3 separate regions of the Homo sapiens genome follow, and regions 1 and 3 are each linked to region 2. A link is a loop called in an ENCODE intact Hi-C map of the cell type or tissue named here. Cell type or tissue: right lobe of liver. All regions are shown on one strand.

What was found. Peaks named below come from ENCODE experiments on the same cell type or tissue, not always from the same donor. Only the 100,000 strongest peaks of a DNase experiment are listed, where the experiment ranks them.
Region 1: a loop joins it to region 2, with 3 times the contacts of the local background. A loop is called at or near these places in 65 of 110 quality-filtered maps.
Region 3: a loop joins it to region 2, with 2.7 times the contacts of the local background. A loop is called at or near these places in 4 of 110 quality-filtered maps.

Annotation. Positions count from the first base shown.
Region 1 is chr21:33,654,024-33,656,523 of GRCh38, forward strand. The region is part of intron 1 of ITSN1 (intersectin 1); the gene reads left to right. Among named protein-coding and RNA genes, the nearest start is that of ITSN1, 13 kb to the left of the region's middle. In right lobe of liver, no CTCF peak of the experiment used is centred here; no DNase peak of the experiment used is centred here; H3K27ac peaks cover 549 bases.
Region 2 is chr21:33,893,582-33,896,081 of GRCh38, forward strand. It overlaps ITSN1 (intersectin 1), which reads left to right. Exons shown (of 40, transcript NM_003024.3): 40 at 1-2,500. Among named protein-coding and RNA genes, the nearest start is that of ATP5PO, 21 kb to the right of the region's middle. RefSeq lists enhancers at 1,302-1,888, 1,889-2,474. In right lobe of liver, a CTCF peak has its summit at 1,366; a DNase peak (open chromatin) is centred at 1,350; H3K4me3 peaks cover 789 bases; H3K27ac peaks cover 314 bases.
Region 3 is chr21:33,841,691-33,844,190 of GRCh38, forward strand. All of the region lies in intron 29 of ITSN1 (intersectin 1), which reads left to right. Among named protein-coding and RNA genes, the nearest start is that of ATP5PO, 73 kb to the right of the region's middle. In right lobe of liver, no CTCF peak of the experiment used is centred here; a DNase peak (open chromatin) is centred at 971; H3K27ac peaks cover 1,314 bases.

The sequences.
Region 1 (2,500 bases), 240 kb before region 2:
TCCTTCCTCTTTCTCTTTCTTTCTCTCTTTGTCTCTTCTTTCTCTCTTTTGTCTCACTCTGTCACCCAGGCTGAGTGCAGTGGCATGACCATGATTCACTGTATCCCCAACCTTCCAGGTTCAAGGAATCCTCCCACCTCAGCCTCCCAAGTAGCTTTGACTACAGCCACAGCCACGCACCACCACACCTGGCTAATTTTTTTTTTTTTTTTTTTGGAGAGACGATCTCGCTGTGTTGCCTAGGCTGGTCATGAACTTCTGGACTCAAGTGGACCTCTCGCCTCAGCCTCCCCAAGTGCTGGGCTTACGGGCATGAACCGCTGCACCTGGCCTTTGATTTTTTAAATTCACTTTAATTATCTTAAGTTCTGTTATACTCTAGACTCTTAGCAAGAGTCTAGAATCAACGTTAGTTATTAGTTCCGTATTTTGATTATGAGACAAGGTACAAAGCTGAGACTGTGTGATGAGAACCTTTGGAATGTATATCTGACCCAACACAGATCCCCTAAGTGCCCTTCAACCTACACATCCAATTTCTTCCTACCTCCTTCTCTACACAAAAGACATAATACATTGAACTCGGGTTGGGCACCTGACCAACCTGGCCCAATCAGTGTTCGTTTCTTCCCTGGAAATTTGAAACTAGGCTCAATAGAGAAGGATTTGGCCTTAATATGCTCAAGGACCCTAAGTAAAGGATTGGGAGTTATAAGCAGTTATGTTCTGCTGTCTGGGGACTAAGAAAGATGATTTATGGATGGGGAGAATAAAGTAACTGTCTAAAGAGAAGCAGAGAGAACACTACCTGACTCTCTGACAGCATTAAGCCACTCTCTTCCAGTCTGTTCTTGGTCCAGCTGCATTCTCGTTCTTGAGTTCTTAAGGTTACCTCCTTCCCCTTGATTTAGGTAGCTGGAGTTTCTGTTACTGTGAACTAAACATTCTTCTCATTCTTACCACAATATTCTTTTTATGATACTACCTTGTCTCTTTTTTTTTTTCACTATGTCTAGGGACGTTGTGAATTTGTTATTATTTTCTCCATATAATAACATCAACAGTTAAGGATAGCAAGAAACATGGAAGTACCAAAATTTAATCTAATTCAGGCAATCACAATTTGATTGGAAAGGCCATTTTACAAATGCGGACTCTGGCTCGGACCTGTTTTAAACCGGTGTAGATCTCTAGCTGAGGGAAAACAGGAAGGAAGAAATTTTGAAGTTACTTTTAAATGTTGCAGAATTTCAGTGGTGTCATTTCCTTTCACATCCATATAAAATGTTGACCTCCTGCAAAAACCAATACTAGGGACATTCACAGTGTACAGTATTATGTGCATCTGTATAGGGGGTGAGTCTGAATTCTGTTCAAGTGTGTAGCCACTGAAACAAGATTTTTTTTTTGTTTGAGGCAGAGTCTTACTCTGTCACCCAGGCTGGAGTGTGCAGCGGTGCAATCTTGGCTCACTGCAATCTCTACCTCCTGGGTTCAAACAATCCCCCCACCTCAGCCCCCAGAGTGGGTAGGATTACAGGCACCACCATGCCTGGCTAATTTTTTTTTTTTTTTTTTTTGGTATTTTTAGTAGAGATGGGGTTTCGCCATGTTGGCTAGGCTGGTCTTGAACGCCTGACCCAAAGTGATCTGCCTGCTTTGACCTCCCAAAGTGCTGGAATTACAGGCGTGAGCCACTGCGAAGGGCCTTGAAACAAGACTCTAAAGTGTACTGTCGAAATACCAAGAAGTTGAATCACAGAATAGTTTACCTGGGGCTGGGCTTAGTTCTTAGATTAGCTTTCTGTGTCGTGGTGATGTCATGTATCAGGAATCCTTAACTTAAAAAAAACTCAGTGATAAGTTTAAGTAGTCCACTATCTAAATGCAGTTGGGTGGGGAGGTGGAAAAAGTGATAGGGAGAGAAAAAAGAGGATTGTAGGAGAGAGAAGGAAGAAAAAGGAAGGTTGCTTTATTGCCACAGTTTTCTTTATTCATAATTGTATTTGTATGAGCTTTTTCATTTCCAAGTGGAAGAAGCACAGCATTGAAATGTAGTGACTCACATACCTGTCAAGTCCAAGGATTCTGATTGGCCTGGCATGATCGTGTGTCTGAACCCATCATATGACCAAGGGAAACGTGTACTCTCATTGGCTCTCCTGGGCCTTGGGTCTACCTTTTCCCCCAGTTGGTGAGACCAGTACCTAAACTCGTGGAATTAACAGAAAGCATTAAAGAGAAGTAGGATCTGTCAAGAGGAGAAAAAAACGCTAGGCAGGCAAAACAGATGGCCTTTACTCAGTGTATGATCAGTGTCATACAAATTAATAATTAATAATTGAAGTTACTTTTAAATGTTGTAGTATTTCAGTGGTGTCATTTCCTTTCACATACATATAAAATGTTGACCTCATGCAAAAACCAATACTACAGACATTCACAGTGTACAGTGTTGTGTGCATCTGTATAGGGGGTGAGTTTGAATTCTGTTCAAGTG
Region 2 (2,500 bases):
TCCTTCTCAAAACAAACAAAAAAAGAGCTAATGCAGACCTCTTCTGGTTAGACCTGACACGGAGGAAGTAATTGGCTGGTCAACTTAATGGCGCCCCACAGCTTCCTCTGGATCCTGCTTCTTTGTACTTGGAACACAGTTTATTTGAGCTAGAGGAAAGGAAAGTTCTAGAATTCCTGTTTCCTCAGCCTGCACTGTATCAGATCCAGGATATGTCTGCATTTCATCAGGATCAAGTAAGATACATAACCTTATATCTGTAGGAGCCAGAAAAAAAAAAATCTATTCCTGATAGGCATGGAAACTTAGTCCACATGAAAGACAGAAGACATCTAACAGCTGTCTGTCTTGGGAGCATTAAAACCCAGACACCAAGACACACTAGACAGTCCATCTCTGGGTTGTGATCTCTCAGAAACATCTTAGTAGTTAATGCACTGTTCATTTAGGGAGTCCCCATCCTGGTCCAGGCCACCCTCCTAGAAGCTGGGCGGCAGCTGGACGGGCCTGCCTTGGTGGCATTCAAGCAAGCCTAATTGGATTAGGTTGGTGCAAAAGTGATTGCGGTTTTTGCCATTGCTTTTGATGGCAAACTAACTTTAAGTCATTAAAATAAGACCCAACGCTTATAAAAGAGTTCATATCCACCTCCCAATAACTTCTTTAGTTCCATGCAGCCTCAATCAGTTCCTCCATTCAAAGGAACCCTCTTTACCCTGGCCCTGGGGGAGCCATATTACACCCACATCATAATTTTTCTGACACTATGTGTGCTTGTCAAATTTCAGGGTCAGTTTCCCCTTATTGGATGTCAGGGGTGTTTTGTGAGTTGTGTTTTAATAGGATTCTGTTCGATTTTCTATACCAGCCTATATTGTTACTATCATCTGCCTAGTATGAATATTTTAGTATTCAAAGCCCACCAGATAAAGCTGTGTTCAGAAGTGGACTTTTTGGTCAGCCTTGAAAAAAAAAAAATCAGCATTTCTCTGATATTTCCTGAGGATTAACCAGAAACTAAGGTTTCTTTTTAGGCAGTGGTAAGAATGCGTATTTTCTTCTTCCAGAAGTTCTGGTTTTATACTTTTATCTTTTGAAAGAATAACATTCCTGTGCGACTCTGCTTCTCTTCGCTTTTGCATTTCTCTTTTTTAACTCAAATCTCTTATTTCCTGCCGTTCCTGTATCTAAACAGAATGGGGGCCTCAGGCAGACAGGAACCAAAGAAAGGGTGTAGTGGCTTTGCAGCGTTGGGTGAGCAGCAGCCGCTGCCATTCTGTGCACTGTCACCGGCGGGGGTGGAGGGTCTCCCTGTAGGAGGAGGAAACTCGCTGTTTTCACTGGCAGATTTCAAGGTGCCGGCTCCACCTACCGCAGCTGCTAGGCATTGCTCTTGTGTAGATCGCAGAAGGAGTTATTGGTGATGTGGGGTGTAGGGGAAGACAGGAAAACGGACTCAGAGCTAGGAATGTGGGCCTGGCAGAGACCGAAGGCTGGGTGGGAAGGAAGCTCGCGGCGAGCCTAGGGTTCAAGCCTAGCGCGCCAGGGGTCTCCAGTGAGACCTTGCTCTTCCCTGCCGCTGAGGCTGGGGCTGCACGGAGGTCCTCAGGCTTCCCACCCTTTCTGCATCAGCTTTAGTGTCTGTCGGCTGGGTGGACTGCAGGGCAGGTGACCTGGAGGAGGCCCTGCTCCCCAGCAAGCGTTCTAGGAGTTACGGTGTGCTCTATTGGGATTGGATTACAGTCTCTACTTGTAGACTTTGACTTCTGGAATTTTAGGTGGAAGGGAATTTTTGTTGGTGGGACGCAGCAGCTCAGTGCGTGGTGTGTGCATGCGTGTTTGTGCGTGCGTGTGCATGTATGTGTTTGTGCGTGCACGTGTGCGTGTGTGTGCATGGGTTTGCGTGCATGCATGTGTGTGCGTGCGCGTGTTTGTGTGTGCATGTGTGTGTGTCTACGTGTGTGTGCACGCATGTGTGTGCGTGTATGTGTGCGTGTGTGCATGTTTGTGAGTGCATGTGTTTGTGCGTGTGTGCGTATTTGTGTGTGTGCGTGTGTGTGCGTGTGTATGTGCGTGTATGCATGTGCATGTTTGTGTGTGCGTGCATATGTGTATGTGTGTGCGCGTGCGTGTGCGTGCATGTGTGCGCATGCGTGTGTACCTACCCACACCTAGGGGGATGCATGGCTCTGTGCCTTGGAGAGGGAAACAGGAAATACGTTGCTCCACAGTCCTGTCATCCTGGTCAGGACTAGTCGCGTGGTTTGCGGACAGAGTGCAAAATGAAAATGCGAGGCCCCTTGTTCAGGTGATGAAGCATTTCTAGACAGTGAGAGGAGAGCATTAAGCCAAGCTCAGGTCCCTTCTGAGTGCATAGCCCCTTGTGGCTGCCAGGCAGCACACCCAGGAGGCCGGCCCTGACCACACTGTTCTCTGCTGGTTCCCGAAGCTGATGGGCTCTGTCTTAGGTCTTCTTACTTTGAAAGGTCTCCCGGCAGGC
Region 3 (2,500 bases), 52 kb before region 2:
ACGGGCACAGCAAATCGCAGTCCTGCTTCATTAATCCTATTCATTCTCTTTAGTTCCAAAAATACCCAAGAGAATTTTTATGGAAATGACATTGGATGCCAATGGTCCCAAAAATGCAAGGAAAAATAGCTCCTTCTTTGAAATGTCTGGTATTCGGGGTCTGGTAGGATAGGGAGACGTAGTGAAGTCCAAGATCACAGTAGCCTTAATGTGAATGTTCCGCTTCAGCCAGAGTTCTCTTGGGCACTTTTTTTTTTTTTTTTTTGAGACGGTTCACCCAGGTTGGAGTACAGTGGTGCAATCTCGGCTCACTGCAAGCTCTGCCTCAGCCTCCCCAGTAGCTGGGACTACAGGTGCCCGCCACCATGCCTCGCTAATTTTTTTGTACTAGAGATGGGGTTTCACTGTGTTAGCCAGGATGGTCTCGATCTCCTGACCTTGTGATCCGCCTGCCTCGGCCTCCCAAAGTGCTGGGATTACAGGCGTGAGCCACCGCGCCCGGCCACTCTTGGGCACTTCTTTACGAAAACCCCACATAGGAAAAACCAGGCTTCCAGAGTGTCTCCTGACGTCTAGTTAGCTATTCCATTTCAGAGGGCTCCATAGCCTCTCAGGAAGAATCTATTCTTTAAATTAAAAGCTCCCCAGGCATTTTTAAGTTGTATGACCTGATTCTCAAAAATGTTTCATTTATAAAAAATGAGCATCAGCTATAAGATATATATAGTGTCCGTGCAACTTAATGTTGGGCATACCACCTCTTAGAAGCTACCAGCTACCATGCTGTTGTTTTATGATGTCAACGGTGTGTGTGTGTGTGTGTGTGTGTGTGTGTGTGTGACAGGCAGTGAGCAGCAACTTTCAGGTGACTTAACTGCCTACATCTGTAGCTTGGTGACAGTAGGTCAAACGGTGAGTTCAGGGTACAGCCAGAAGGCAGATAAATACCGCTGTATAGAAGATTCTGGCAGAGGCTGACAGCTGCTATTTCCACATCTGCTTGGCACGTCGCTTCTGAGTGATGTTGCAAGCCTCAAAAGAGATGTTCCTTATTTTGACTCAGACTATCATGTCTTTAAAAGCTGAACAGTTCCTTCTCTTGATGCCGTTTCTCTGAACTCTGACCCAGGAGAGGGGAGAACACTTTTGATCTGCCAGTTTTCATCAAGGACGCTGTTTCCCTCAGTGAGAGGATGAAACCCCTGACGCCCCTGCTTTCCCCTCCCATTTCCTATGCTGTCCTGTCCCCTTCTGATACCTGTCCCCACACACTCATGCACGCTGATCCACTGCGTTGCTTCCCAGGCCCCACCCAGAAAGTGAGGAAAGGCCTGGGCTGCGGTGGAGCGCAGGATGTTCTCTGCGGATTATTCAGTGAAGTCGAGATCTTAGAGAACATTGAGCATAAGGCCTGCACCTATACAGCTGAGGGCACTGAGGGTCTCGGGAAACACAGTGATGTTCTCAAGTCAGCTTTTCAAATTCCGACAAGTCCTCGTTCTAGGCGTACCATTTGATGCACAGATCTATGGACATGTGTGTCCATAATAGCCCCAGAGCTCCTGCCTCCACAGAACTGGTGGCTGCATCTTTGGAAAGATCGGGAAGGGGCCCCTCTTGCCTCATGTGATTTCCTCACTGGTGGGGTTACCATGGGAGTTTGGAGCCATTGGTAAGGATTCCAACACATTTTCAACGCACAAGCTTCATGCTGACCCGCCCCAGCCCTTTGTCCTTCTCTCCTCCACTGGGCGAGTTTGCCAGGCGCTCAGGCTTACTTAAGACACCCTCAGTCTGAGCCAAATGTAAGAACATGTGCTGCTGTAGCTTCCCAATTTTCATTCCTGGCCTCCAGAAAAACATGGTGCTGTATATAACAACACGGCTTCTCTGCAAGTTCAGCCTAATATTTTACTCCATTTCTCTCATCATTTTGGAACATTCTATTTCCCTGTAGACCACCTGCCTATAGGAAGATAGTGATTCAGACGGAGCATCCACATAACTGCATCTGGGGACCTTATAGAGGCTAAGGAGCAATCCAGGATGGTGGCTCAGAGCACGGGTTCAAATCCCAGCTCTGCTACTTACTAGTGGTGTGATCTTGGGCAAGTTATGTAACCTCTTTGTGCTTCAGTTTCCTCATTTACATATGGAGAGATAATGATGACATCTAGCAGAAAATAAGCAGAGAATAATAGCTTTGTTGCTGTTGTTTTTATTGGAGAGAAAAGGCATTTGTGCCTGGTCAGTGAGCATCATGGAATCCAATCAAGTGCCTTCTTTCATTAAACCAAAACAGCAGGTAGGTTGTGTGCATTTTTAAGACCTTTTAGAAAGTATGCTTTTATAGATTAGGAATTTCAGAGAGAAAAGATTGGACAGCTTCCCTAAAAACTTTGAGCTATCTCATTGCAAGATTTGCCCTACCAATCCGTGCACGAACCCTGGCCCCCTTCCTGATAGCAGGAGGCCCACCGGTGGAAGCAAGCAGCTTTTT